Regions from separate parts of the Homo sapiens genome. Here region 2 is linked to region 1. Evidence: read pairs that join two places in POLR2A ChIA-PET (ENCODE). Cell type or tissue: B cell. All regions are shown on one strand. Each heading gives the region's core, and the rest is flanking DNA. Links, peaks and the distances in the headings are about the cores only. Region 1 overlaps ZNF511-PRAP1 (ZNF511-PRAP1 readthrough). Region 2 overlaps MTG1 (mitochondrial ribosome associated GTPase 1).

Region 1 (4,515 bases), core at 44-4,043:
CAGGTGGAGGAGGGCCCGGATGACACCCCTTGATACTCACCTGGGCCTTGAAGGCCAGAGGTGACTCCATGTGCTAGTGGCTCAGCTGCACTGTCTGTGCTGACAGTGGTGTCCTCAGCCGGGACTATGCCTGGGGACGGGCCCTGTTCCCTGGCCCATGTCAAGGCCACACAGTCTTGCACACCTGGGATGGATCGGGAGGAAGGAGGCCCACGCCTTCCTTGACTGGAGACGCAGGAGCATGGGCACAGCCCCCCCACGGTGCTGGTCCTCCCCTGGAGCCACTGGTCCTCCCCTGGGGTCACCTGCTTTGCTCTCCTGTCTGTCCTTTGCCCCACTGAGGATGGCTGGGCTCAGAGCAGCTGACAACTAAGGTTGGCTGGGCTCAGAGCAGCTGACAACTAAGGTTAGCTGGGCTCAGAGCGGCTGACCGCGTTCTCTCGGCACCAGCCAGGAAGGGGTGGTGCAGACACAGACCCAACCAGTCACTGCAGAAAACAGCCAGTGCATTGACGGCCAGGGTTGGGAGTGCTAGGTCAGGGATACGGTGCCAGGTTACATCCCAGTCCTGTGCTGCCCCAGACCCGGCCAGAATTCCAGGCCAGCTGGTCATCTGGGCACAGGCCGGCAACCTCAATCCCGGCTTGCAATCCCAACACCCGAGAGTGGCTTGCCCACTAGAGACGCTCGAGCTGTGCTGAGCTGGCCCTGCCCCCACCCCCTGCAGCCACCTCCACCCCATGCAGCCCCAGGTGGGCCTCGGAGCAACCTCTCCCCAGGTGTCCTCCACCCGCGTGGACTGTGGCCCAGCCCACACCTGTGACTCTCCCCCAGGTCCCTATCAAGATGCAAGTCAAACACTGGCCCTCAGAGCAGGACCCAGAGAAGTAAGTCCCCCCAACCCCACCTCCCCACCACCCATTCCCTGAAGCTACAGCCCGTTCTGCTGGGCCCTTCCTGAACCTGGAGAGCACGGGGCAGATGCAGAGAGGAGCCCTGTCCAGCAGCTTTTGGAAGGAGGGGGCACTCCAGCCTCATGGGCATCTGTCAACAGCGCCCCATGCAGGGAGAAGAGAGCACAGCCGGAGGGCTTGGGGCTCCACGGTGTCTCCCTACTCAGCTTCCCCACAGCCTCCAGGGCAGCTTGTGCTCCACGGCTGGTGGCTGTAGCTGGGGCGGCTCAGTCTTGGATCCTGAGGTTCCCCACATCCTTGCCCTTGGGACACTGCTCAACCAAGGCTCTGACCACTGCTCCCCACGCAGCCACCCAGGGACGTGGTGTGGAAGCCTGGCCGGGAGCACTGGGGGCCACTCATCACTGGCTCTTGAGAGAGAGGCTTGTCCTGGGGCTGCTGGTGGTGGGGCTGGAGTGGCTGCCCTGGGATGGTGGGCACCCTCCTGCGGGGGGTTCTGTCCACCTCCCCCACCTGCATGTGGACCTGACCAAACTGTGCCAGCAGGGCCTGGGGCGCCCGTGTGGTGGAGCCTCCGGAGAAGGACGACCAGCTGGTGGTGCTGTTCCCTGTCCAGAAGCCGAAACTCTTGACCACCGAGGAGAAGCCACGAGGTCAGGGCAGGGGCCCCATCCTTCCAGGTGGGCACAAGGTCACAGCAGCAGAGTCCGCTCGTGGGGTTGACTTGGACAGACCAAGGGTCTCGGGAAAGAAACTGAGACTATACCTTCATGTGCTTGTCCCTAGGCACCAAGGCCTGGATGGAGACCGAGGACACCCTGGGCCATGTCCTGAGTCCCGAGCCCGACCATGACAGCCTGTACCACCCTCCGCCTGAGGAGGACCAGGGCGAGGAGAGGCCCCGGTTGTGGGTGATGCCAAATCACCAGGTGCTCCTGGGACCGGAGGAAGACCAAGACCACATCTACCACCCCCAGTAGGGCTCCAGGGGCCATCACTGCCCCCGCCCTGTCCCAAGGCCCAGGCTGTTGGGACTGGGACCCTCCCTACCCTGCCCCAGCTAGACAAATAAACCCCAGCAGGCCGGGCGCGGTGGCTCACCTCTGTAATCCCAGCACTTTTAGAGGCCGAGGCAGGCGGATCACCTGAAATCAGGAGTTCCAGACCAGCCTGGGCAACATGGTGAAACCCCGTCTCTACTAAAAATACAAAAATTAGCCGGGTATGGTGCCGGGTGCCTGTAATCCCAGCTACTTGAGAGGCTGAGGCAGGAGAATCGCTTGAATCTGGGAGGCGGAGGTTGCATTGAGCTGAGATCGTGCCATTGCACTCCAGGCTGGGCGACAGAGCAAGACTCCATCTCAATCGATCAATCAATCAATCAATCAACCCCTGCAAACAGGTGGGAGGCCACATGCCCCAGAAGACCGATGACCGGGGCCCAGCCTGCCCTGCCTAGGAGAATCAAGGGCTGCACAAGGCCCAGGTGACCCTTGGCTCCCAGAAGGTTGCACTACCCCCAGGCCCTCCTCCTTGTATACCGGGATGGTGAGGGGTGTGGCAGCAGTTAGGGGATGGGACCAGAGGGCACCCTGGGACCAGTCTCAGCTGAGAAACAGAACCCACCCTGGGCTCCCTACAGCAGGAGCCTGAGACAGGGTCGGGGAGGAGGGTGGCCGAGTGCCTGGGGCTCAGGGCCCAGCTGAACGGACGTGCATGTGCTCAGGTGGAAAGTGCACAGGTCTCAGGTGAGGGCGGGTAGACCCAGGCCCAGGACATGGCCTTTCTGCCCTCCTGACGTTCTGTGCAGCTCCCACTCTGGGTGCCCATCCTGTCCTCCTGGCCCAGCAGGCCCAATGCTGCAGCGCAGGTCCAGGCTGCTGGAGTCACTCACACACCGCATGTGTCCTGGGCACATGCAAATGTGGGCGGGGTTCCTGCGTGGCAGTCTCATCCCTATGGTGAGAGAGAAGCACCTGGTGCCAAGCCCGGGGCTGAGCCACACACATTTGCCAGCTCCAGCAGCTAAGACAGAACGGAGCAAGGGAGAGAGGCCACCCGTCCCTCATCCTGCCGTGTTCAGCCCTCGTGTGGCCACTCAGGGGGCTGAGGGTTTGCCCAGGTGTGGAAGAGCTCCTTGCACCGCCAGCAAATCCCCGCTCTCCCAGGACACCAACGGCTGAGAGTAACTGCCCAAGGGTGCCCCACGGTGTCCCACAATGTAAGAGCTGTTACCCTGGCTTATGGATGAGCTGGAGAGGCCAGTGACCTTTGAGGTTCTGTCCTAAAAGGGCCAGAGATGGGCTGCCAGCTTCTCCCTTGGCAGCCTCCCCTGTCATCCTGATAAGAACATGGGGTAGGAGGGCATTGAGGGATCAACACGCTCAGGGCTGAGATTTGGGCAACTCCTTCCCCACTCCCTGAGCCCCAGGCAGGTAGAAGACCCTGGATCTCTGAGTTGCAGGAGGGTCTTGCCCTAGGCAGCCCAAGCTGGTGTTTGTGGCTTTTTTTTTTTTTTTAAAGCTATCTTGATTTTATTTTGTTTTGCCCATTACTTTGTTTTTTCTCGTGATTTTACTTAGTTTGCTCATATATGGCTTCATTTATATAACATGCTAGAGAGGGCACACTAACCCCAGAGGCTCATCTGTGGGGCTGAGCCTGGGGATGGGCGAGGGTGTGTGCAACCAGCTCGTACACCGCTGATGTTAGGCCACGACGCGGCCATCGGGTCTAGAGATGAGCAGTGATTGGCCAGGCAAGTGCGAGGCCCCTGGGGCCAAGGCTGACCACTAGTGAGCACAGAGAAAGCCTTGGCTACCATCTGGGAGCAGCAGGCGGACAGGACCCCAAAGTCTGCAGCCAAGCCCAGACAGGGTCCCTTCCCCAGATTTGGAGCCACATCTCAGCCGGGGTGGGCTTGCCTGCACCCCCAAGGTTCTCCTGCGGTCTGGAGTGGGGGTCTGGAACCCTGGGACTTGCCCCCTCGAGCCCCGGGGACACCAGCCCCAGGCCCTGGGGGAAGCCCCTGTCATCCCCACTCCTGCCCTTGGTCCCTCAAACTCCAGCCCTGCCCCATCTTCTTCCTGTACCTGTCACTGCAGCAAGTTCTGGGGAGCAAGACGAGGGTCCGGACAGTGGCTGGTGGTTATTCTTCCCCATCCTTGGGGACCAGTCCAAGCATCCCATGGGCAAGCCTCCCAGGCACCCCCTTTCAGGAACCCCCTGCATCCCACCTCTGCCTGGCACTGGACTCCAAATGACCTCGTGTCCTTTACCTCCCCTGCCTGCCAGGGCAAGTGAGGCTTTCAGCGGGAGGCCACCTATGCCACAGGCATAGGGCATGGCCCACACCGAGGCCTCTCCAGCCGACAGTTCCTCCCGAAGCGTCCAGGCCAGCCCCTGCCACCTGCCCTCCTGCGGGTGGAAGGAATGGACCCCGGTGAAGAACCCCCTTGGTGTCCACAGCCCAGGGGCTATGGCAGAAGTCCCCACCCCTCTCAAGGCCTCCAGGGCAGCCACTGCCCCCACTCCAGCCCTTGGTGTCCCCAGGGCACCAGGCACCCCGCCCAGTCCCCAGGGCCCCAGGCCTGATTTCCCA
Region 2 (4,261 bases), core at 262-4,261, 52 kb after region 1:
GGGATGTGTTTGAACTTGGCAGGAACATAGATGTGGCTGTTTCCAGTGCTCACCTCGGCTGCTGCTTCCACAGGAACGGTGCTGGACCACCTGGTCGGGGAGGAGACCATGGCTGACTACCTGCTGTACACCCTCAACAAACACCAGCGCTTTGGGTGAGTGCAGTGAATGCAGGGCAGCTGGGGCCCCTCCTCCTAGTCACCTCATTTAAAAAAAAAAAACAAACAAAAAAACCCCCAGCATTATAAAGGTATTATAAACACGGTAACCTGCACATCGTTTAAAGCGTCCAGTTGGACAAGTTCGGGAGTATGGCTATACGTCTGTGAAAGCAACACACAATCAAGAAAACGAGCGTTCCCGTCACCCCCAGTCCCTGCTCCTCTTTCGTGAAATCAAGGAAACGAGCGTTCCCGTCACCCCCCATCCCTGCTCCTCCTTCGTGAAATCAAGGAAACGAGCGTTCCCGTCACCCCCAGTCCCTGCTCCTCCTTCGTGAAATCAAGGAAACGAGCGTTCCCGTCACCCCCAGTCCCTGCTCCTCCTTCGTGAAATCAAGGAAACGAGCGTTCCCGTCACCCCCAGTCCCTGCTCCTCCTTCGTGAAATCAAGGAAACGAGCGTTCCCGTCACCCCCAGTCCCTGCTCCTCCTTCGTGAAATCAAGGAAACGAGCGTTCCCGTCACCCCCAGTCCCTGCTCCTCCTTCGTGAAATCAAGGAAATGAGCGTTCCCGTCACCCCCAGTCCCTGCTCCTCCTTCGTGAAATCAAGGAAATGAGCGTTCCCGTCACCCCCAGTCCCTGTGCTCCTTCGTGATCACACCTTCCTGCCCCTCCCTGAGCCCAGGCAGCCGTCTACTGTCCCTGTAGGTTGCTTTGGGTTTTCTAGAATTCCACGTAGATGGAATCACACAGGATGTGCATTCTTGTTGATCTGTCACTCGGCACGATTGTTGTGTGATCCCCGTGTGTCGTCGTGTGTTGTCCGTCATTCATCCTTTTTGTTGCCAGGCGGTTTCAGTGTCCAGGTGCGCTGCAGTCTGTCCCTTCACCCGTTGATGGATATGTGGGTTGTTTGCAGGTTTTGGCTATTGCAGATAAAGCTGCTGTGAACATTCATGTACCGACAGGTCTTTGTGTAGATCCGGGCTTTCGTTTCCCTTGGGTTAATACCTAGGAGTAGAGTGGCTGGATCATAGGGGAGGCATATGTTTGAGTTTTTAAGAAACCGCCACATTGTTTTCCAAGGTAGTTACACTGTTTTATATGCTGGCAAGCAGGGAATGAGTCCTTCAGTTTCTCTAAGATCAGTCTTTAACTTTGGCCTGTCTGATGGGCGGGCGTGTAGGGGTGTCGCATAGCATTTCAATTTGCATTTCCCTGATGACAGGGACGTTGAGCATCTTCATGTGCTTATTTGTCATCCCTCTCTGGGGAAATGTCTGTTCAAATCCTTTTCCCTTTTTTTTTTTTTAACTGAGTTGTTTCTTTCCTTATTGCTAAGTTTTAATCTTTTTTTTTTTTTTTTTTTTGAGACAGGGTCTCAGTTACCCAGGCTGAAGTGCAGTGGTACAGTCTCAGCTCACTGCAGCCTGACCTCCTGGGCTCAAGCGATCCTCCCACTTCAGCCTCCCAAGTAGCTGAGACTACAGGCGTGTGCCACCACACATAGCTGATTTTTGTATTTTTTGTAGAGACAGGGTTTCCCCATGTTGCCCAGGCTGGTCTTGAACTCCTGGGCTCAAGGGATCTGCCCGCCTCAGCCTCCCAAAGCATTAGGATTATAGGCATGAGGCACCATGCCCAGCCTGTAACCTTTTTCTAATATATTCTGGATACAAGTCCTTAATCAGAGATACGGTTTGTAAATACTTTAAGTCTGTGCCTTGTCTTTTCAGCCCTCTTAACAGTGTTTTCCGAGGAGTAGAATTGTTAATTTTCATGCAGTCCAGTTTATCAGCTAGATCTTTTCCAGAGTACTCTTGTTGTCATATCTAAGAAATCTTTGCTTAAACCAGGGTCACAAGGGTTTCCTCATTGAAGATAGATGGTTTTAGGTTTTACATTTAGGGCTATGATCCTTTCTGATTTTTTGGTATATGGTACAAGCTGCAGATTGAAGTTCTTTTTTTTTTGCACATGGAGAACCAGTTGTTCCGGAAACATTTGTTGCAAAGACTGTCTTTTCTCCACTGAATTGTCTTTGCATCTTTGTCGCAAATCGGTTGTCCATATACGTGGGTCTGTTTGTGGACTCTAACTGTGTCACTTTTCTGTGTGACCGACCGTCTTGGTAACTGCTTCTAATTTAATATGAGATTTGAAATCAGGCAGTGCTGGTAGCCCCCACTCTTCTTTGTCAAAATTGCTTTGTCTTTTCCTGGTTCTTTGTATTCTCATGCATTTTTCAGTCACTTTGTCAGTTTCTACAAAAATCCCTATGTTTCTTGAGGCCGGGTGGCAGATTCCCCTGAATTTATAGGTCAGTCTGGGGAAGAATTGACAATATTGTAACACTGAGTCTCTGACCCGTGAATATAGTGTATCTCTTCATTTATTTAGGTCTTTAGTTTTTCTTTGCAGTGTTTTGTAGTTTACAGTGTTTTGTAAGATTTATATTGAACTCTTTTTTAAACTTTTAATGCTAAGATTTATCTTTTGATACAAAGTAGATGTTTTCAGGGTACCTATGATATTTTGATGCATTCATACAATGTGTAATGATCAGATCAGGGTAATTGGGATATCCATCATCCCAAACATTTATCTTCATGCTGGAAACATTTGAATTGCTCTCTTCTGGTATTTGAAATATCCTGTAGATTCCTGTTAACTGAAGTCACTCTACCGAACTATTCATTAATCAACCTCTGTCCATCCCCTCTTCCCCTCACCTCTGGTAATCACCAGTCTGCTCTCTGTCTTAATGAAGTCCACGTTTTTAGCTCCCACATTTGAGTTAGAACATGCATTATTTGTCTTTCTGTGCCTGTTTATTTCACTTAACAGAATGATCTCCAGTTCTGTTTGTATTACTGCAAATGACAAGATTTCGTCCTTTGTTATGGCTAATATTTCATTGTGTTTTATGTACCACATTTTCTGTATCCATCATCCTTTGATGGACACTTAGGTAGATTGCATATCTTGGCTATTGTGAGTAGTGCTGCCGTGAGCATGGGAGTGCAGTATTTCTTCAGTATATTGATTTCCATTCTTTTGGGTCTATACCCAGTAGTGGGATTGCTGGATCCTATGGCAGTTCTATTTGTAGTGTTTTGAAGAACCTCCATACTGTTTTCCATAGTAGCTGTACTAACTTACATTCCCACCAACAGTGTACGACAGCTCCCCTTTCTCTACATCCTCAACAGCATCTGCTATTCTCTGTGTTTTTTAATAAAAGCCATTTTAACTAGGGTGAGATGAAATCTCATTGTGGTTTTGATTTGCATTTCTCTGGTGATTAGTCATGTTGAGCATTTTTTCATACACTTGTTGGCCATTTGTATGTCTTCTTTTGAGAAATAATTATTCAGATCTTCTGTCCATTTTTAAATAGTTATGTGGTTTTTTTTGCTGTTGAGTTGAATTGCTTATATAATCTGGTTATTAATTCCTTGTTGAGTAGTTTGCAGATATTTTCTCCTATTCTGTAGATTATCTTGTCAGTGCTTTGATAGTTTCGTTTCTTGCTTCGGGTCTTGCCGTGCCGTCCAGGCTGAGTGCAGTGGTGCGATCACAGCTCACTGCAGCCTCGAACTCTTGGGCTCAAGAGATCCTCCTGCCTCAGCCTCCCAAGTAGCTGGGATTATAGGCACGTACCACCATGCCTGGCTTGCTGATTGTTTCCTTTGCTGTGCAGAAGCTTTTCAGCTTGATGTAAATTTTTTTACATTTGCCTATTATTATTATTATTATTTTTGCTTTTGTTGCCTGTGCTTTTGAGGTCTTATACAAAAAAAATCTGGCCCAGACCAATTTCCAGAAGCGTTTCCCTTACGTTTTCTTCTAGCAGTTTTGAAGTTTCAGGTCTTAGATTTAAGTCTTTTTTTTTTTTTTTTTTGAGAAGGAGTCTCACTGTGTCACCCAGGCTGGAGTGCAGTGGCACGATCTCGGCTCGCTGCAACCCCTGCTTCCTGGGTTCAAGCAGTTCTCTGCCTCAGCCTCCCAAGTAGCTGGGACTACAGGTGCCCGCCACCATACCTGGCTAAGTTTTGTATTTTTAGTAGAGATGGGGTTTCACCATCTTGGCCAGGCTG

The links. Peaks named below come from ENCODE experiments on the same cell type or tissue, not always from the same donor. Only the 100,000 strongest peaks of a DNase experiment are listed, where the experiment ranks them.
Region 2: POLR2A ChIA-PET joins it to region 1 with 7 read pairs; 11 of 35 experiments call an interaction of 5 or more read pairs at or near these places.

Annotation. Positions count from the first base shown.
Region 1 is chr10:133,350,547-133,355,061 of GRCh38, forward strand. It overlaps ZNF511-PRAP1 (ZNF511-PRAP1 readthrough), which reads left to right. Exons shown (of 9, transcript NM_001396060.1): 7 at 835-887; 8 at 1,461-1,594; 9 at 1,701-2,137. The coding sequence ends at 1,894. It overlaps PRAP1 (proline rich acidic protein 1), which reads left to right. Exons shown (of 5, transcript NM_145202.5): 3 at 835-887; 4 at 1,461-1,594; 5 at 1,701-2,137. The coding sequence ends at 1,894. It also overlaps a transcript of FUOM not described here. Among named protein-coding and RNA genes, the nearest start is that of FUOM, 5.2 kb to the right of the region's middle. In B cell, for the core only: no CTCF peak of the experiment used is centred there; no DNase peak of the experiment used is centred there; H3K27me3 peaks cover 505 bases.
Region 2 is chr10:133,402,619-133,406,879 of GRCh38, forward strand. MTG1 (mitochondrial ribosome associated GTPase 1) reads left to right here. Exons shown (of 11, transcript NM_138384.4): 9 at 74-155. Among named protein-coding and RNA genes, the nearest start is that of MTG1, 11 kb to the left of the region's middle. In B cell, for the core only: no CTCF peak of the experiment used is centred there; no DNase peak of the experiment used is centred there; H3K27ac peaks cover 402 bases.